Linked DNA regions of Homo sapiens: region 1 is linked to region 2. Evidence: chromatin loops called from intact Hi-C (ENCODE). Cell type or tissue: mammary epithelial cell. All regions are shown on one strand. Each heading gives the region's core, and the rest is flanking DNA. Links, peaks and the distances in the headings are about the cores only.

What was found. A loop is a pair of places that touch in the nucleus more often than their neighbours do. Peaks named below come from ENCODE experiments on the same cell type or tissue, not always from the same donor. Only the 100,000 strongest peaks of a DNase experiment are listed, where the experiment ranks them.
Region 1: a loop joins it to region 2, with 2.7 times the contacts of the local background. A loop is called at or near these places in 47 of 110 quality-filtered maps.

What each region holds. Positions count from the first base shown.
Region 1 is chr2:219,516,612-219,527,156 of GRCh38, forward strand. The region is part of intron 1 of ASIC4 (acid sensing ion channel subunit family member 4); the gene reads left to right. ASIC4-AS1 (ASIC4 antisense RNA 1) reads right to left here and starts at 475. Exons shown (of 2, transcript XR_923921.2): 1 at 85-475. RefSeq lists enhancers at 6,299-6,799, 6,800-7,300. In mammary epithelial cell, for the core only: a CTCF peak has its summit at 4,857 (motif pointing left); no DNase peak of the experiment used is centred there.
Region 2 is chr2:219,453,937-219,464,481 of GRCh38, forward strand. SPEG (striated muscle enriched protein kinase) reads left to right here. Exons shown (of 41, transcript NM_005876.5): 7 at 7,946-8,121; 8 at 8,362-8,450; 9 at 10,497-10,545. Among named protein-coding and RNA genes, the nearest start is that of SPEG, 24 kb to the left of the region's middle. RefSeq lists a silencer at 6,746-6,926. In mammary epithelial cell, for the core only: CTCF peaks have their summits at 4,300 and 5,646 (motif pointing right); a DNase peak (open chromatin) is centred at 4,145; H3K27ac peaks cover 1,407 bases.

The DNA of each region.
Region 1 (10,545 bases), core at 2,752-6,751, 62 kb after region 2:
TTTGGCGTCAACATGGTGCCCACTCCAGCCCAGCCTCCAGCAGCCAGCCCCAGTGATAGGGACCCCCGCCAGGTTCTCACTCACCCGCTGCCTCAGGATCACCAGGAAACATGCTCCAGCCAACGAGGTTCCTGGCCCCCACCATGCCTGCAGTGTCTGGGGCCTCCCGCCATTGGGCAGGGGAGTTAGGTAGAAATAGAGGGACAGGAGCAGGAGCATTGTGCAGGGAGAAGAGTCGGGGGCATTGGCCTGTTGTCCGGCTGTACACCCCCTTTCCTAGGGAAAAGCACTGCTCCCCAAAGCAAGGGTTGGTAGAGTCCCCGAGGAGGAGGTGGGATATGGAGGGTGAGTGTGGCCTTTGGGATCCATAGGGCTCTGCTGTCCTCAATCCTCACCACTCCGTATTGGGAGCTGGGCAGAGCTCAGTCTTAGCAGGTGCTGTTGGGACAGAAATCAATGGGATCTTTGTGTCCCCGAGCGGGAGTTGGGGGTGGGCAGGAAAGGGGAAGGGTGATGAGACCTCAGTGAGAGGAAAGGAGAGGAAGAGCTGGAGGGGGTGAGGAAGTAAGGGGAGGGAGGCAGAGGGTTCTGCTTGGTCTCCAGGCTAGGAGGCGGTGCCTGGAGGATACAGGAACGGGGATCCTCTGATCAAGGCTGGTGAGTCCCCGGAATCCTGGGGATGGCCTGGAGGAGTGTGGGTGGATTTCCCACAGGCCCTCTGGTACCCTGGGGCTGGAGAAAGGAGGATGGTAGAAGTCCGTGGGCTGAGGTTCTGGCCCTGGTGCAGGACAGTGGGGGTAGAGGGCATAGCTAGCATTGGGGGACAGGAATTCCCCTTTGGGATTTCCATTTCCCCTGTCTCCAGCCCAGCCTCCTACTCTTCTGCACATACTGCATCCCCCGTCTGCTGAGTGTAACTCTGTCTTGGGTCTGGCATTCAAGGGCTGAGTCTGCTGCAGATTCACCAGGGTCTGGAATTACAGATTGGGCTGGGGGCCCATGATCCATGGTAGTGGGGAAGATGGGGTGTATTACAGGGGAAAGACTGGAGAATGGGCATGGAGATGAAGATATGGGGTCTCCAAAAAGGACGTGAGGTCCATAATCAGCTCTGTGGTGAGGACCTGGAGTCAATGATGGGGATTTGGGGTCTATGGTGGGGAGATGGGTATGTGAGCTGGTTGGTGGGGAGCCTGCCGGGGTATGGGTGGTGAGATGGTCAGAGACAGGGACAGGCTTCACCAAGGGGCTGTTATGTGTTTTCTGTTGCTTTCCCTGTTTCCTCCTTCCCACTCCCCACTCTGCTGTGACCTTTCCTCTGGAATCCAAGTTAATAAATGTCACATTTTCCAGCCTATTTTTACTCCGGGTAATGTGCCCTCCCCCAGTCCCCTCTGCTGCTGCTCTTGCTTCTGTTACCACTGCAATCGCTCTCCCCCCACGCTCCCTAATATCCCTTCATGCACTCCCAATCAGTCAGTCAATCAATCAACATGGAGTTCTGGGTGCCTACTATGTGTTGGGCTCCCTGCTCAGAGCTGTGGAGGACAGCAAAGATGGGAAGCCCTGTCCCCAGTCCCTGTCCTCAAGCAGCCTATAGTCTCGTAGAGTGGGGACAGGGACACTCAGAAGTTTAAGCAACCATGCAAGAGTTAATCAGCCATGCAAGTGGTGTCATAAGGTGCCAGGATCAATTGCCAGACGAGGTGCATGGGTAGTAAGAGGTCGAGTTCAGAGAAGGAGAGGCCATTCTGGGTGGAGGAGAGCTGGGAGGGCCTAGGGGATGAGGCAGGCTGGGCAGTTTGGAGAAGAGGGAAGAGAGGAAAGAGGAGAGGGCCCTGGGAGGTGGGCCCCGTATGTTTGCTCTGCATGGTGGCTAGCTCCAGCTAGTTTACCTCTGCTCCTCTCTTCTCCCTCCCCTCTTCACTCAGTCTCATACCATCTCACTCCCGCCCATTCTACCACCTGTATGTCCCCCACCCCCAGCCTTGTAGACAGCTCTCCCTTCCTCCCTGATTCCTGCCGCCATCTGCTACCCACACCCCCTTCCTCCAAGCCCCAGTTCTACCTTCCCCACTGCGGCCTGCTCTCAGCCTGCCCTCTTACTAAAAGGCAGAAATCACTCTTTCTCCCTAGGCTTCATTTCTTGAGCTGTAAAATGCAAGGGTGGCTCTAAAATTCAGCATCTCCTCTCACCTGGGGACCACCAGGATTCGAACCTCGGCTCTACGCATTAAGCTGTGTGGCCGTGGGGAAGCCAAAAAGCTTCTGTGAGCATCGGTTTGTGTATTCTTTTTTTTGTTTGTTTTTTTGAGACAGAGTCTCGTTGTTGCCCAGGCTGGAGTGCAGCGGCGCGATCTCGGCTCACTACAGGCTCCGCCCCCCGGGGTTCATGCCATTCTCTTGCCTCAGCCTCCTGAGTAGCTGGGACTACAGGTGCCCGCCACCTCGCCCGGCTAATTTTTTGTAATTTTAGTACAGATGGGGTTTCACTGTGTTAGCCAGGATGGTCTCGATCTCCTGACCTCGTGATCCGCCCGCCTTGGCCTCCCAAAGTGCTGGGTGTATTCTTTAAATAGGATATTAGAACCTAAAAATTGGGGGTTGTTGTGAGGATTAAAGAGATGCTCCTAAAGAGCTTAGCACACTACCTGGCACACACATCGTATACTCTGTGTAAGCGTCAGCTGTTATAAATGCCGCCACCCCAACTGCTGGCTATCTTTAACCTGACTGTTGTCAGCACCACCTACTGGTTTCCGACCCATGTGCTGGCATCTTCATTACTCTCCATTACCTAGTCATCGCCCCGCTTTTGACCCTCTGGCCCACACCCTCCTCTGCCCTGTACTAGCATTTCCATTCTATCCAGCCCTCCAAAATATGCATGCACGTGTGCATAGGTGCAGGAGTGCGCACACACTGTCTAGATCAGTGCTGCCAATAGAACATTCTGTGGTGATGGACACGCTCTGCACCTGTGCTTGTCCAACTTGGTAGTCACTAGCCACATGTGGCTGTTGAGCACTTGAAATGCGATTAGTGCGACAGAGAAAATGAATTTTACATTCAAATAGCCATACGTGGCTATAGGCTGCCGTGTTGGACAGCGCAGCTCTGGATGGCCCTAGGAATGAGATTGTCTGGGTAGGGCAGGGCTGGGATTACAACTGGGACCACAGGATATAAAGGGTAGCTGCGGGCTGTGACTGGAAGTCGGGCCATCTACTCTGTGGGCTGTGATCTCAGGTGGAGCTGAGGATAGGGCCTGTGTCTGGGGGCTGGGGGCTGGGGGCAGTGGGGTGTCTGGAGACACCACGTGAGCAAAGGTGCTTTCTTCCCAGGTGCAGGACATGACCTTGGTCTTTTCCACGCTACTGTCTGGAAAATTGAGGCTGGGGGAGGCGAAGAAACCCTGAGGAGGCATGGGTAGGAGCCAGCCCCACTCCTCAGGGTCCTCAAGGGTCCAGGCAGCCCCGGGGGGCCAGGAGCCTGGGGCCCTGTGGGCGCCTCACTATCTCCATCCCCTATGGGCTCTCCGGTCTCCCTCCCCCTCCCGACCCTCCTTCTCCACATGCTGGTGACTGCCATGACTATTAATCACTCGCCCTGTTCTCTTCCTCTCTACTAATCAGGCACAATTAGACAAGGCCTCTTCCAGCTGGGCAGTCCCTCCCCTGCCCTCCTCTCTCCTCTCCCTGCCCCACCCAGCCGCCAGCCAGGACAGCTCTGAGGCACAGAAAGCATGCAAGCCCTCTCTCTCTCTGGCTGTCCCAGGACCCAGTTTCGGGCTCCTTAGCACCCACTCCTTCTGTCCCAGCGACCTCCTTAGCTCCTTCTCTTCCCAGTGTGTGGTCAGGCCACTACTGACAGTCTCTGCCCTCCACCCCCTACACTTGGCCCTGGGAGGAGCTACTCCACACTCCATCCCAACTCTACATCTTTGCCACTGGGTTGGAGGTTCCAAGGGCTGCCCCTTGCCCCGTTGGCTGTGGAAGGGAGAGGGTGCCCACTGAGGTGGGTTCAAGCCTCTTATCTACCGCACAGGCTTGCCTCTGACTCCCCCTGCCTGTCCAGCCCTCTGTTCCCTGTGGTCCCAGCTTCTCCTGAGGCATGAGCCTTAAGCACATTTAGTTCAACATCTGGTTCAGGGCTGATCCTGCCCTCAGGAGCCAGGCAGGTCAGGTTGGGGTGGGGGGATACAGTAGGGAAGGGTGGGGTCTGAGGAGAACTGAAGACCACTTAGTCTTGAAGGACGCAGCTGCTTCTCAGCCCTAGCTAACTGTTGCCCTGTGTGAGGAGCCCAGCATGGCTGGGTCTTCCAGTCTGTCAAAAGCAGCTCCAAATCGTGATTATTTTAATAGAACAGTAACTGATTTAAAAAATACTGAGGGCTGCCAACCCCTCAGATTGCAGAACCAGGTGCACCCACCCTCCCCACCTTCCACCCCACACCAGCTGCGGCTCAGACCCTCCTGGAGGGGTGCTGTCAGCCTGCCTGCTTGGGCAGTGGAGTGGGTGGAGGGGATGTAAGTGGTGTGGCCTGGCAGGGAAGGGCAGTGACTGTTACTGTCTCAGAGGGCTGGTCTTCAAGGGCAGTGGGAGGGCCATGAGGGACATGCCCCACCCAGCCCCACTCAGCAGCCCCGTGGCCTCTTCATTAATCAGGAATCAGCCCCGAGCTGGGCTCATTATCAGCTCAGCTTCTCAGACACTGCCGGAAGATGCTGATTAGCGTTTGAAGAAATGGCCCCACGTCCTGTCCCCCTCTGATCCTCCCTCTGTCTCCCCTGCCCGCACTCCTTCCTGGACCCCCACCCCTGCCCTTCTGCTTCTTGGGAGGAATCTGCTCCCTCTTGTGGCTGGCGGCAGGGCTGCCTCTGCTAGGTCCAGGCAGGGGGCAGGAAGGATCAGGAATGGAGAGGCAGGGGCACCCAGGAAGCACTACAGGGAGCATTGGAATGCCAAGACCCAAGCTACTCAGTCCCCGAGTCGTCAGTGGGTCCCATGGGCAGGCAGGAGGGAGTGAAGGGGGTGGAGCCTGAGGTGGTCCAGGAGAGATGGACAGCCACCCTGCAGGAGGGGACAGAGGCCGGCCTCAGGCTGCCTCTGAGTTATAAGTTATAAGTATTCCTGAGTTATAAGTATTCCTTGCCCTTCCAGGCTGGCCCTGCAGCCCACCTCCTTTGAGCAGCTGGGAAGAGGAGGTGGGAACGGCCAGCACTGGGGGCAGGAGGCCCGAGGGGAGAAGATCTGCCACGTTTGTTTGTTTTTTAATTTTTTTGCAAATCATGGTGGAAACTTAGGGTCTTCAGAAGGATGAGTGAGGATGGGAAGGCAGGAGGAGGACAGAGGGGCAGAGATCCTGAGAGTGGAGATGGGAAGGTTCAGTGGTGTGTTTTCTAGGAAGAGGTGGGCAGGGGTCTGCACTTCTTCCCCTGGCTCCTAGGCTGGGGCTGGCAGCGCTGGAAATCCAACCCACCCCTCAAATGCTCACCATGCCCTTGGGACACCCGTGGGTGTTGGGTTGGAGGGGGAGCAGTTCCAGAGAGATAGGCACGGGCTGCAGCAGCCGAGGCGGCAGCAAGAGTTCAGAGAGGAGCCACGGGATGATTAAGGGGAAATGGAGGATTGATTTAGGAGGAAAGATTAAAGGAGCTAAATCCGTGGCGCTTGGCTCAGCGGTGACTAAGCGTGGACAGGATAATAGCTTACAAATGTGTGGAAGGTGTAAATACCAAACGGGGGGAGGGGAGGCGGCTCGGCGGGCCCGGAGGGTGGGGTGGGGGCTGGGCAGGTCCCCGGGGAGGGCTGGGAACCCCTGGGCGACTGCCCGGTGGGGTCGGCCCCTCCCCAGTGGGGGCTCACGGGGGAAGGAAACGGGACGTTGGGGAGCCCCAGGTTCCCAGTAGGGGTTCCGTTTCTGGTCGCAGCCTCCCGGGCCTCGTGCTGATCATGTCTCACTCCCGCCTGGCTGGGGATCTGAGGTCGCGGGTTCAAATCCCACCCGAGCACCCAAGTCCCTCAGTGCCCCCGGCCCCGGGCCTTTTGGCCGCTTCAGGCCCGCCAGCCAGGCCCAGCTCCGCATCCATCTCCTCGGGACCCCCGCCCCCGTCGCCCCCTCCCCGGCCGCCGCGGGGGCGGGCGGCGGTGTTTCCCTCCGCGGTGGAAGCCTCTGGCGCTGCTGTGTGCGGAGGTCACTTTGCCGAGGAGCCGGGAGCCGGGGGAATGCAAATGAGGCAGACCCAGGGAGGAGAGCGGAGGAGCCCGCAGGAGATGGGAGGGAGGGCGCTCGGGAGCCGTGATGGATGCCTGGCCCGCGGGAGGGAGCGGAGGGCGGCGAGGCGCGCGAGCCGGTGGGTGCGGCCCTCTGGGTGCGGGTGGGCCAGGCCTGGGCGGCCAGGCTGTGTGTGCGGGAGAGGGCGGGGGGCCAGGGATCCTGGCAGGCGCACACCCACCCACCCACCGTCCCCGCCGCCTCTTTCTGTCTTGTCTCCTGAACTCCCGCCTGGCTGTGGGAGTGTGCTCCACTGTATAAGCAAAACTCTTGACGAGGAACTTTGCATCGAGGGGCGGGAATGTCAGGGAAGGACTTACTTACCAATTCACCAATTAAAAACTGACTTTCTAGGGTGTAAGGCCTAAGCGGTCGCTGCCTGGGGAATGGTTTTGACCGTTTACCTGGGTCCCGGAGGCCTTCATCCTCCCGTTCTCCTCTCCCGTGGAAGCGCGGCGCCCGCCGGGGACCACAGCCTTCTTCCACGGCCCCCAGCCCTCCCTGGCTCCTAGGGCTCCCCTGTCCCTTCCACCACAGCTCACACATTTACATTTGAACAAACACCTCAGCCATTGCCTCCTAGATCCACTGTAGGGAGGAAGTGGCCCTGAAAAGCTCATGGGTGGCGGTGGAGGTGGGGGGTCCCTGTATGCACGTGTAGAACTAAGCCTGCTGAGGGCGCTGTGTCTTCCTCTTTCTTGAGTGTGGCATTGTCTGATGCCCCTCCTGGGTGAGCCAGGTGGCTTGTTTAGAGAAGTTTTTCCTGACCCTGCAAGCCAAATTGAGCTCCTGTTCCACCGTGGTGACCTTGGCTAGGTCACCCCATCACTACAAGGATCACAACTAGTAACAATTTATCCATTTGTGTGACTGGTGGATTTGTGAACATGCCTGGTGCAGTTCAAAGTGTTTATGTTGTAAGTGCCCCATAAGCACTTTTTTTTTTTTTTGAGACAGGGTCACGCTCTGTTGCCCAGGCTGGAGTGCAGTGGTGCCATCACGGTGGCTCCCTGCAGCCTCAACCTCCCAGACTCAAGAGATCCTCCCACCTCAGCCTCCTGAGTAGCTGGGACTACATGTGTGAGCCACCATGCCTGGCTAATTTATTATTATTTGTAGAGACGAGGTCTCGCTATGTTGCCTAGATTGGTCTCAAATTCTTGGGCTCAATCGATCCTCCTACCTTGGCCTCCTAAAGTGCCGGGATTACAAGTGTGAGCCACCGTGCCTAGCCCATAAGTACTTTGAATGAATGAATGTCTCTGCAGCCAGACAGCAAGCTCCTTGAGGGCAGAGGCTGTCTGTTTTGTTCTCTGTTGCATGTCCAGCACCAAGCACACAGTGCCTGACACTGTTGAGCACAGGCTCAATGAATAGTGTTGGACAAAGTAAGTGTTGTTTGAACATTCACCAGTTCTTGAGCGCCTACTATTTGTAGGTACTGTGTGCCAAGTGTATGTCACACAGTGGCTATGGGTGGACTCCAGGGCCAGACTGCCTGGTCCCCTGTCAGCTTCCTTATCCTCTCTGTACCTCCGTTACCCTGTCTGTAAAATGAAAACGATAGGACTACTGCCATATAGGAGTTTTGTGAGGGTTAAGGGGTTAATCTATATAAAGTGCTTAGAACTGTGCCTGGCACAGAGGTAAGCACTAAGTAAATATTAGTGGTTGCTATGATTTACGTACATTCTGTCTTTCCTCATAACACCTTTGAAGGGCGCCTGTTGTTACTGCCATTTTACAGATGAAAAATGGAGGATCAGAGAGGTTAATTGATTGAATCTGAATCCCACAGACTTAACTAAGGGCAAGGCCCAGATGTAAACTAGGTTGGGCTTTCCATCTGGTAGGAGAGCCATATCTCAGAGCCTGGGGGTTTCGCTGTGACAGAGCTCCATCCTCTAAGCCGCTCCCAAATTGCAGAGAGAGCCTGCAAGGTGCTTGATGCCCTGTGAGGTTGCGCCCAGTGGGGATCCAAGATCAAAATGGCTGCACTGTCCTGGCAGGAAGCTCCATTCCCCAAAGGGCCTCACCCCTCCCTTGAGCACCTGCCAGGAATCACTGAATTGATCTCTAATCCTCTCATGTAACTTTAGGAGGAGGAATTACCATTCCCCTTTTACAGATGAGCAAACCGAGGCTCAGAGAGGTTTAATCACACATCTGAGGTTGTTTGTCCAAAGTTGGTGGGAGAGGCTGGATTTGAACCCTGTTCTGTCAGCCTACAAAATATATGCCCCTTTCCCCATGTTATGAGCCTCCTGTGTATCCATTTCCAGCACCACATAGTGATCAATCTCTGCCCTAGCTTGGTTCATGCTGGTCTCTACAAAACCTTTATTACTGGTGCACGTATATGACTGCACTTTGCAAATGCCTTTCACATACTTCCTCTCTTTTGAGATGTACAACTAATCTGTGAAATAAGCAGGGATTTCTGTCTCTACTTGACACATGAAGAAACTGAGGCCCAGAGAAGTTGATAAATCACTTTACTAACCTAAGTCACACAGGCTATCTGTGATGGAGCTGGAGCTGAAACCAGGGCCTGCTGACTCCCAGGGAGGTGATGTTGGCCCGTGAACCTGGGGTCCACTTCTGAATCTGCACCTGTTTTCTGCATGCCCTTGGATCTGAACCTTGCCGTCTCTAGGCTTGTTTCTGCCTTTGTACAATGAGTGATTGGACTGAGTGACCTCGAAGTTCTGAGCAGCGCAGACACCTCAGGCATTTTGGTTGGTGCCATCTTCCTTCCTCTGCACCTGGAAAGGATAGGGAAGGAAGAGGCTTTGAACCTGGATACTGGGCCACCCCTGAATAAAGCTAGGCCCTGGGAGCTGTTCCACCCCAGGGTGCTGGTCACAGTCCAGGGCAGATGAAGATGCACCCCATTCCACTGGCCCTCTCTGGACCTAGGGGCAGAAGAATTCATTCCAGGGGTACCTAAGAGAGAGGCATGGGGGTGGACCCCATCAAGGGGAGAGCTGATAGAATTTGGGGGAAGGGATACCATGGAAGAATGTCAGGGGAAGTGCCGGGACCAGAGGCAGGGTGCCCAGAAGGCAGTGGAGATAAAGCCCAGGCCGAAGATTAGCTCTGGGATTAGCCTGGCCTCAGCATCTCCTGGCTGCTTCTTATCTCCTGGAGGCCCAGGGCCCTCCCCCTGCCACAGCTCTGAGCCCTGGCCCCGCTAATTGCCTGTTAACCCTGTGGGCTCTGCGAGGGAGGGAGGATGCAAGCAAGCCAGCCAGGGAGAGAGCTTTCTGGAGAAACGGAAGCTGTGAATAGATAGAGTTCCGAGGGCTGAGAGAAGCCACTGCTCTCAGGAGGAGCAAGCTCTGGACAACTCTCTCCCAACCCCTCATCACTGTCTCAGGCAGACCCTGAGAGAGAGGGGCCAGGGAGAAGGAGGTGGAGGGCACCTGGAGAGGGGTTCCTGGCATGTTGGGTCAGGGTGGGGAGCCTCAGGCCCAGGGAAAAGTCTAGGAGGAAGACAAGAGGCTGAGACTCGACAGCCAGACTAAGGGATGGATAGAGAAGAAAGCAAATAGGATAGAGAGTGCAGTGGGCAAGGGACAAAAAGGTCAGGGGGCATCCAGGACAATGGGAGAGAAAGAGGCCAAGGGGATGGACAGGTCAACAGAGGGCAGGGGCAGAGAAACAGAGTCCAAGTGGATAACTGATCAGGGGCAGGGACAGACGGGTCAGGCGGATAGAGAAGGACTCGAGAGACAGACTGAGATCAGGAAACAGAGGCTAGCGAGGCAGACAGACCCAGGCTGGGGTTCAGGCCAACACTAAAGGGGAGGTGATCAGAGAAGGACAGGCAGGTGCTGGCCAGAAGGAAGGTGGGGGAGGGGACCTGAGTGTCAGTGTACAGCACAGACATAGTCCTGTCTAGGAGCTGTCAGCCAAGGCCGGGAGGGGCTTTGGGAGGACACATGCCCCAGCTAGGGCCAGGAGCGTGGACCTGGAGCTAAGGCAGAGAGAGAGGGAGGGCCAGACCAAAGGAGGACATGGGGGTCTGAGATGGGGACACGGCCCAGAGGCTGAGAGCTGGTGATCTGGAGATAGCCCCTCTGCCATCAGGACACTCCCTGGCCCACGACCTTCCCCTTTCCGTGACCGGACCCTGGACTCTCAACTCCTTTGCATACTGCCCCCTCTTCCTGGGCCAGTCCATGGGGAGGGAGCAGTGGACAACCTGTGGGACCTTGTGGCAGAGCTGCCGTGCCGTCTCCATGGAAGAAGCTGTGGGCTGTGCT
Region 2 (10,545 bases), core at 3,525-7,524:
GGGGCCAGGGGAGGGAGTCCAGCAGTTTGCCCGTAGGCCTGGTGGGGAGCAGGTAGAGGGAGGCAGTGGGCAGTGTATTGTGGGAAGAGGCCTGCGTGCAGCCACCGCCCTCTCTTGCTCCTTCCCCTCCCCCTCTTGCTCTTCATGCTGCCCCTGCCCAGTGCTATGGTAACCAGGGCTGGCTGCCCAGTTCCCTCTTGGGGTCCACCCCAACAGGGCCTGCTTTTGAGGACCCACAGATCTCAATTCCTGGTTGGGAGCCATGGTAACCAGGGAATGGATAACTAGAGAATGCGGCCCCATGGACCATGGTTTAGGGGCAGGGTCTGTGCGGAAAGGAGCTGGTCCTCACCAGCTCCCCTGGTCCCTCCCACCCTTTCCACCCCACTGAATCATTCTGTTGAGACCACAGCCATTCTCCCAAAGCGGATGTGTGGATGGGGGCAGGTGGCTTGGGAGTGTGAGAAGTGTGCTTAACCAAAGCATTCCCCACCGCTGCCCACATCCATCACACAAGTATTTATTGAGTGCCAACCAGGTGCCAAGTGCTACAGCTCTCTAAACAGTTTCTTCTGTTTGGACAGTGTCATAGACTTTCCCAAGCCCTTTCACGTCTCTTCCCTGGCGATAACATTGTGCCATACATATCCCTTGGAGGGACGTGTGGCAGGTGGGGACATTCCCATTTTATGGATGAGAAGACAAAAATGTGAATTGAAAAGTGAGGTAGAGCTAGCACCAGGCCAGCAGCCTTTATTTAGCACTTGCCATCTGCCTAGGGATGTTTTCAGCAACAACTGATTTAGGGTGATGGAAATAACTGCCCATGAAGCAAATAAACTTAGTGTGGGGTGCAAATAAAAGTAACATGACTGGGCTGAGTGTGGTGAATCACACTTGTAATCCCAGCACTTTGGGAGGCTGAGGTGGGTGGATCACCTGAGGTCAGGAGTTCGAGACCAGCCTGGCCAACATGGCAAAACCTTGTCTCTACTAAAAATACAAAAATTAGCCAGGCGTGGTGGCATATGCCTATAATCCCAGCTACTCTGGGGGCTGAAACAGGAGAATCACTTGAACCCAGGAGGCCGAGGTTGCAGTAAGCCGAGATCGTGCCACTGCACTCCAGCCTGGGTGATAAAGTGAGACTCTGTCTCAAAATAAATAAATAAATAAATAAATAAAAAATACATGACCAGGTAGCACTTATTGAGTGCTTCATATATACCAGGCCCTGTGTTGATTGGATTATTTTGTTTAATCCAGCCTTATGAGGTAGGTTCTATTATTATGCCTATGTTACGAATGAGGAAACTGAGACTTGGAAAACTTTAGCCAATTGCTCTCTGGACACAGTGGCTGACACCTGTAATCCCAGCAGTTTTGTCTGGAGCAGCATTGATCAATAGACATTTCTGTGATGATGGAGATGCTCTATATGTGTGTGGTCCAGTATGGTAGCCCTAGCTACATGTGGTTAGTGAGCACTTGAAATGCAGCTGCGGTGACTGAGGAACTGCATTTTAAATTTAATTTCATTTTAATAACTGCTTTTAAATAGTCTCAGGTGGCTAGTGGCTGCCTTCTTGGGATGGTCAGCTCTAGGAGCTTAGGGCCAGCTGGAGGCTGGAGCTATGATTTGAAACCCTGTCTCGGTCTCTCAAGCCTACACTCCTAACCATGACACTATCCCACCCCCCTTTCCTGTTGCTCTGAAGAAGTTCGAGGTTGAGGTAGAACTGAGCTCATGAGCTCACTGGGAGGGCACTGGTGATGCCCTCTGTGGGTGGGTCCGACTGGGGGCTTTCTCTTCTTCCTCTATTGACTCCCCACCTCCAGCACAGCTGTGGTCCTTCTGTTTCCTTGCATGCCTGATGTGAGCACACCCAGCTTCCCCACCGTGCGCCCCGAGAGGAGGCCCTCTGGGTGCTGGGCAGGAGGAAGTGGGAGTATGGGAGGCCCCATGGGCCTGGGCCTCATCCTCCCCACCTCCAGTCCTTCCCTCAACTACAGGTCTCCTATATTTGAGCCCAGGATTCTTGCATTTTCCAGCCAAGACCTTGGCCTCTTCATTGTACCTTAGCTGGTCATGGTTTTCTTGGCTGTAAAGTGAGGATCTTCACACCAGCCAGGCCACCTACTTGGTGAGATTCCTGAGGGTCTGTGAGGAGGGCAAGTTGGACACTTGGGACAGAGGATATATAGCTCATCGAAGCCCATTCTGGTCCCACTCATAGAATCAACATGACCACAGCAGAAAATAGGTTGTTTATTGGGGGCCATGAAAACAAAAACAAGGAAGAAAACCTTAGCATCCATGTCAGTCCCTGTCTTCTCTTGCCCCTGGTCTCTGGCCACCTGTGGCATAGTTGCAGATTCTCCCTTGTGATGGCAGTGGCTGCCGTTGGGGAGGATGCCACATGGCCCCCATCGTCAGTCCTCGATGGGGGTTTGGACAACACCAGACAAAGCAGTGTGGCATGGTCCCCTTGCCCAAACTCAGCCCTTCCTCTACCCTCCTGTCTGCCAGAAACAGGCCTGCCTGACAGGTGGCCTCCCCGAAGCTGGTACCTAGAACGGGGGCCATCACTCACAGCCTGTCAGAAGAATTGAGAGCTCATTTACTGTTGTTGCAGCCACTTTTCCTCACCTGGAGCAAACTAACATAGTCATATATAAGAAATTCATCATGACCGGGTGCGGTGGCTCACGCCTGTAATCCCAGCACTTTGGGAGGCCAAGCAGGGTGGATCATGAGGTCAGGAGTATGAGACCAGCCTGACCAACATAGTGAAACCCTGTCTCTACCAAAAATACAAAAAATTAGCCGGGTGTGGTGATGGACGTCTCTAATTCCAGCTACTTGGGAGGCTGAGACAGGAGAATCACTTGAATCTGGGAGGCAGAGGTCTCAGTGAGCTGAGATCATAACATTGCACTCCGGCCTGGGCGACAGTGCGAGACTCTGTCTCAAAAAAAAAAAAAAAAGAAAAGAAAAAGAAAAAAAAGAAAAGAAAAAAGAAAAATTAATCACTTCTGGGGCTAGGTCAGGCTGACCATGTGAAATGATCTGTTGGCTTGTACATTTTGAACTAAGCCTGAAACATTCTCAGTCCAAGGGGAAACATTCATGTCAGCACCCTGTGGAAATGCCCACCTCCTGGCCAGCCGTGTCCTCCCTTTCCCTGACTTTTCCGCAGTGGGGTTACCACAGCAGACATTTCAAGAACTGCCTGTGGAGGACCTACTGAAACAGCACATGTGGAGGGCCAGCTGGGAAGGGCCAAGCCACAGGCAAATGCTTGCTAACCTGCAGCCTATCACTCCCTTCCTCAAGAATCATAAGGAGGAAAAACCGTTTATGGACTGGGTGCCGTGGCTCACACCTGTAATCCTAGCACTTTGGGAGGCCAAGGCAGGTGGAACACTTGAGACCAGGAGTTTGAGACCAGCCTGGCCAACATAATGAAACCCCGTCTCTACTAAGAATACAAAAATTAGCCAGGTGTGGTTGTGGGAGCCTGTAATCCCAGCTACTGAGGGAGGCCGAGCCAGGAGAATCGCTTGAACTTCGGAGGTGGAGGTTGCAGTGAGCTGAGATTACACCAGTGCTTTCCAGCCTGGATGACAGACTGAGACTGTCTCAAAACAAAAGCAAAAACAAACAAACAAAAGAATTGTAAAGAGTCCGCCTTGCCTACAGAGTAAAGGCTGCACACCTTTGTGTGGCCTCTACCATCTGCACCCATAGGGCAAAAGGAGCCAGAGGCCTGAGGCTGGCCCTCGGGTGGCAGTGGGAGGCACCTGCTTGAACAGTGGATGCTCCACTCCTTACTTCTTTACCCAGTTTATAGACAGACAGTTGAGCTATAGTCCTCTGCACACATGGCTTTTGCTTCAAACTTTTCCGCATGCACTTTCCTCTGCCTGGAATACTTTTCCCTTTTTCCTGCAAACTGCAATTCCAATACTGCCTCTTCCTTCAGTTCTCTCTTTTTCCCTGGGCCAAAAGTCATCTCCCGCCTTCTATACTCCCACGCCCCTTACCTGCTGCTCTCTTGCTACCTCATACTTCCTGCTTGCTCTTGTAGTCACTTGTGTATCTGGTTTGTCTTCCCCACCACCCAGAAGGCTCCTGAGGACATGACCATGTCTTTGCCACTCCTTAGCACTGGCAGCTGTGCCTGGGGGCCCTCCTGGACAGTTAGGGGCTGTGTGGACTGCAGAGCTGTATGTGAGGTGGCAGTGAGTAGGCAGAGAGCCCCATGACTTTTCAAGCCCTTGAGCAACGTGGGTGACACACAGAGGTGAGGCTAGGCATGACACCCAGCCACAAGGGTCATGAGGCTCTGCCTATGAGGGGAGCTTGGCAAAGAGACCATGGAGCGGTGGTCCTCAGAGTGAGGCCCCCAGACCAGCAGCATCAGCATCACCTGAGTATGTGTTAGAAATGCAGTTTCTTTTTTTTTTTTTCCCAATAAGCGTTTTGCACTCTTAAGAAATGCAGATTATTGGCCCCAGCCCCGACCTACTGAATCGGAAATTCCGTGGGTGGGGCCCAGCACTCTATGGTCTAAGGAGCCCTCCAGGTGATTCCGATGCACAGAAAACCTTGAGAACCACTGCCATAGAGTTAGAGATTGTGCCCAAGATGGGAGACCAGGTCATGCCAGGGGAAGCACATGGGCTGTGTAGCCAAACCTCCTAGGTTCAAAGCTCTGCTCTGAGGTTGAATGGCCCAGTGAAGGGGGCTTAGTGATACCACCTCTTAGGGCTGTCCTCCTCCCATAAAGATCAGCAGTGGTCCCTAAGCTTTCATGTGCCTAAGAGTCATCTGGGGTGCTTTTTAAAATGCAGTTTCCTGACATCTCATTTCAGAAAATCTAATTCTGCAGGCTGGAGTAAGGTTGAGGAATCTATATTTTAAATAAGCCCGAGGTGGTCCTGATGTGAGTAGGTCAAGTAACATTCTGAGAAGCCCTGAAGCAAAGGGCTGTGTGCGACACCTTTTATGTACTAGATAATTCGCAGTGGTGGCTGCAACTCTGTCTATTGTGAGAACACATCAGGGGACGCTGAAACAGTTGGGGTCGGTGGATGTGCTGGTCTGAGGAGAGGGAGTTCCCTGTGTGCTTCCTAACGCCAGTATTTTCATCAAATGAGTTTGACCTGAGAGTGATGTTGAAAGGGCAGACATGAGCATGGGGTCAGCGTGGGGGATTGGGAGCCAGTGTGAAGGGGCGGTACTTCCGTGGTGGGTTGTTCGGGGCCATTGAGTGTATGTGCCTATTAGGTTTAGGGGGGCACCTGCCCCCTCCTTCCTGGCTGGTGTAACTGTGTTTGCCACAGTGAGAGTTGGGCTTGTGGGTGCAGCAGGGCTGGGATGTCAGGGACTGGTTCCAAAGATGGTTTTTGCTATGTGGCCAGGGAAAAAACTAGGTGGCACCGGATTCTGGTATGGAGCCTCAGGAATCCTCGATCAGCTTCCTTGGTCACTCACTTTTGGAGGTATGGAGGGGCAGAGGCTACTGCCTTGTCTGGAAGAGGCCTGGGCTGCTCTGACAGTCTGTCTCTCCAAGGGGCTTGAGGATGGGGGTCTGCTTCATGGCTAGATGCCCTCCAGCATGCTGTTCCCCTGGGCACCACCAGGGGTCTCTGAGGCTCCCTGCAAACCTTGACCATCTGGCCTTCAGCTCTGCTTCCGTTCCCAGTCCCTGGGCCCGTGAGCCTCCTCAGTACTGTCCAGCCTGGAGGTGACCCTGGGGCAGGACTCCAGGCTCCATAGAGGGGTAGGACCGCCCACCTGCGGAGCCATGCCTGTGATCTCAGCATCAAATGCCTTAAGCACCAAATGCCATTCTGACTTCCCTCCCCAACCCTACCTCAAGACAGCCAGCCTGAACCGTGGGCCCCTCCTCTGCCCGGCCCCCAGCCCTCCTTCCTTACTGGCCATGCTGGGAAACACAGGTCATGGCTTGGGAATGTGGCCCCGGGTTGCGGGGTGAGGTGATAGGAAGAGGGAGAAGGACATGTGACCCCTGCTCAACAGCCCCCTTCTCTCAGGTTCTGTGTCCAAACCCTTTCCCCATCCCAGATACAAATGGGTTCTCATGATAAGGGGCCATTTGGGGGAGGCAGCCCCCGCTGTCCTCTTTAGCGGGGCTAAGGTGGGTGGCGGGCAAGTTGCCAACAGGTGCCCTGGCGGTTTGGGTAGGAAGGCTGGATGTGGGCTTAGGCCCTGTGGTGGCTGCTGGCCAGACCTTCCATGGCAGGGATGAGGGGGCAGAGGTGGGATTCTGGGCCCCCTCAGATTCTTCCCCCACCTCTGTGAAGGAGGGCAAAGATCTTGACAGTTCTCCGATTTTCGGGGCCAAAGAAAACAGGTATGCCCTGGCTCTGTAGTATTTGAGGCTCGTTAGCGCATTCCCCGGTCAGGGATCTTGGTGGTTCCGTCAGAGCAAGGGGCAACACAGGGAACATTTCCCACGGGCACCTTCTTTGGTGGACGTGTCAGAACAAATGGGTCAGGGCAAGTGTCCCTATTGGCACAGCGCAGTGCCACCCCTCCCCTGTCTTGCTCGGGGACGGAGGCCCCACACCTTGAGTCAAGGCACCGCAGAGCGGGCTTTGCTCTTGTCAGGGTCTGAAGCTGTAAGGAGAAGAAAGGCAGATCCCGCGGCTTGGGAGTGAGCAGAGTGGCTAAATCCAGACGGCCGCGCTCCGCCCTCCCTCCCCTCTCCCCTCTCCTCCCCCTCCACACCAGGGCCCAGGCTGCCTGTGGTCTCGGCAGGCACCACCTTCCTAGCCAGCTGCCTGCCGGCCTGCCATCCAACCTCCTCCTTCCCCTCCTCAGGCGCCTTCCCCTCCCCCAGGGCCTTCTCCGTGCAGGGCCTCAGCTGGGTCAGCCGAGTGAGTGGGGCTGGGCAGGCTGGACAGGCTGGGCTCCTGCTCCCTGGGGAGCCACGCTGGGGTGGGCAGTGGGCAGGCAGCAGGAGGGCCTGGTGCCAGGGCAGAGCCTTCAGGACAGGCACAGGCTGGGGTCTGTGTGCAGAGCCTCGGGGTGAGTTGGGGTACAGCCCTGCTGGGGGCTTGGGGTGGGGGGACCCTGGGGAGAACCTAGGGGGCTGTGGCAGTTTCATGTCTGTATTTGGCAGTCGGATAGGAGCCAGCTCAGCGAGACTGGGACCCTGGCCAGTTGCAGGGGAGGGCGTCAGGGCCCTGGGGACACCCCTCCCCCAAGGCTGACTCTGGTGCCCCCCTCCTCTTCCCCCAGGCTGAGCTGCCCTTTTTGGTGGATGACTCCAGCTCTGCTTTCCTATCCCTCGAGCGTTTGGGGGTGCAAGCTGTAGGGCTGTGGCCAACAGGTGCCCCTGGGGTTTGCACGGCAGGAAGCTGAGAAGGGAAAGGGGGAGGGGCAGGCTAGATAGTGCCGCCTCATTGGCCCTGGACCGAGGTCGGGATGTGACTTGTCTGCGGTGTGTGTTCCTCTGCACCAGGCCCAGCTCACCCAAGAAATGGGCGTCCTAGCCATGCTGCTCCAGGGTTCCATAGACCTGCTTCCCCTGCTTTTGGAGCCTGCAGTTGGTAGTTTAGGTCTCTAGTCCATGTCAGGAATGTGGGTGCCCTGCTCCAGTGGAATTCTCCCACCAGGCCCAGGAGTGGCCCCTCTGCTGCCCGAACCCTTTGCCCCAGGCCTTTCCCTATGGTGTCCCCTCCTGGGAGGATCAGCAGGGTCGGTGTTGGCAGAGCCAGTGGCAGAGGAGGTTCCAGGGGCTCAGGGAGGGGAAGAAGCTGGGCGAGGTCGCAGGAGCCTGGGGGTGAAGTCAGGGCAGGGCCGGCCTGCGGGGAGCTGCCGCAACTCCTGGGCTCTGGGCGACATTCCAGCCAGCTCTCCCAGGCTCTCTGCTCGCCTTCCTCCCTGGTAGCTATCTCTGTCTCTCTCCAGGTGGGTCTACATCCCCTTTCAGCAGCCCCATCACCTCCGACGAGGAATACCTGAGCCCCCCAGAGGAGTTCCCAGAGCCTGGGGAGACCTGGCCGCGAACCCCCACCATGAAGCCCAGTCCCAGCCAGAACCGCCGTTCTTCTGACACTGGCTCCAAGGCACCCCCCACCTTCAAGGTCAGACCCCTGAGGCTGGGGCCTAGCCTCCTGTGTGCCCCCGTTCCTTTGGGTGCCCCCTTGTTCTTGGGGCCATGCCTAGGCAACATCAAGACCTGGAACTTTGCTCCCATTCAAACCCTCTTACCCAGAGCCAGTCTCAGCCTGGCTGTGGAAGAGTCCTCCGTCTCAGATTCCACAGCCCCCAGGACCCAAGGCTCTGCCCTGTCTTCCCCTGACACTTTGGGGTACCCCCTTCAGGTCTCACTTATGGACCAGTCAGTAAGAGAAGGCCAAGATGTCATCATGAGCATCCGCGTGCAGGGGGAGCCCAAGCCTGTGGTCTCCTGGTGAGTAGCCGCACTTTCCACCACCCACCAGCGACTCTATGCCAGGCCTGGCTCTGGGAGGTCTGGCTTTGGGTGGAAGGAAATGGAATCTTGGTGGGCTTCCCCATGATCTGCCTCAGGGGCCTCATCTCAGGGACAGCAGTGTACTCCCCCCGGCACCCTGTCCCTTGCCCCATGTTCCAGGCTTATTTAGGGCTTCCCCTTCTGGGGAGGGGTTTGGGTCTCATGTCTGTCCATTTGGGATAAATGACTGGGTGCGGTGGCTCACGCCTGTAATCCCAGCATTTTGAGAGGTGAGGCGAATGGATCACTTGAGGCCAGGAGTTTGAGACCAGCCTGGCCAGCATGGCGAAGCCCTGTCTCTACTAAAAATACAAAAAAATTAGCCAGATGTGGTGGTGCATGCTTGTAATCCCAGCTACTTGGGAGGCTGAGGCAAGAAGATTACTTGACCCTGGGAGGTGGAAGCTGTAGTGAGCTGAGATCACACCATTGCACTCCAGCCTGGGTGACAGAGTGAGACCCTGTCTCAAAAATAAAAATACCCCCTTCCCAAAATTAGCAAGGAGCAAGACATTTCAGAGGCCAAGGAAGGAGGATTGCTTGAGCCAAGGAGTTGAAGACCAGCTTGGGCAACATAGTGAGACTCTGTCTCTACAAAAACTTTTTTTAAATTAGCTGGACGTGGTAGTACATGCCTGTAGACCCAGCTACTTATGAGGGTGAGGAGGAGGATCACTGGAGCCCAGGAGTTTGAGGTTGCAGTGAGCTATGATCATACCACTGCACTCCAGCCTGGACAATATAGCAAGACCCTATTGCTGAAAAAAAAAAGACATGCAACAATTTGTTTCTGAGCTGCCAGCAGCCCCGAGTTAAATGTGGGTCTAAGCAGAGGGGCCTCGCTCATCCCAGGTGCCTGGAAGATGGATTACTCAGCTTGCTAATTTTTTATGGTTTGAATTCTGTTTTTCATTTTTAATTGATTGTCTGGTCCCCACTGTGATTTTTTTTTTTTTTTTTTTTTTTTTTTTTTTTTTTTTTAGCTGGAGTTTCACTCTTTGTCGCCCAGGCTGGAGTGCAGTGGTGCGATCTGGGCTCACTGCAACCTCCGCCTCCTGGGTTCAAGGGATTCTCCTGCCTCAGCCTCCTGAGTAGCTGGGATTACAGGCATGTGCCACCACACCCAGCTAATTTTGTATTTTTTGTAGAGGCAGGGTTTCTGGTCAGGCTGGTCTCGAACTCCTGACCTCAGGTGATCCACCCACCTCGGCCTCCCAAAGTGCTGGGATTACAGGCATGAACCACCGTGCCCAGCCCCCACTGTGATTTTTTTTTTTAACATTGTAAGTTTTTTCATATCCCTTTTGGGAAGTGGGAAAGCTATCTGTCCATTATAAATAAATAAAAATAAGACATGGGGAAGTTTAAGAATTATTAAGAGCTAAATAGGGTCAGGCATGAGGGCTCAATGTCTGTAATCCCAGCACTTTGGGAAGCCAAGAGAGGAGGATCATTTGAGCCCAGAAGTTCAAGACCAGCGTGGACAACATGGTGAAACCCTGTATCTACAAAAAATACAAAAATTAGCTGGGCATGGTGGCGTGTGCCTGTAGTCCCAGCTACTCAGGAGGCTGAGATGGGGAGATCGCTTGAGCCTGGGGAGGTAGAAGCTGCAGTGAGCTGTGATTGTGCCACTGCACTCCAGCCTGGGTGACAGAGGGAAACCCTGTTTAAAAAAAAAAAAAAAAGACAAGAAAAAAGAGCTAAATAGCACGGCTCCACTCTGAATGCAGCAGGGTTCCGAGAAGGGAGAGCTGCAGGCAGTTAGAAGTGACCTGGAAGCTCCTAGAGGTGGGTGGGATGGCAGAGTGGGGGTAAAAACCTAGCCCTGGAAACCAGGGATGCCCACGGTCAGTGGGACAGATCTGGGGACTGGGCAAACTGCACAGGGAAGGAGAGGCCTGCACAGTGCTGCAGCCCCAGTTCCTGTGCACGCACATCAGGCCCCTGGGCCCTGGGACTGAGTTCTTGCCCCTCTGACAGGCTGAGAAACCGCCAGCCCGTGCGCCCAGACCAGCGGCGCTTTGCGGAG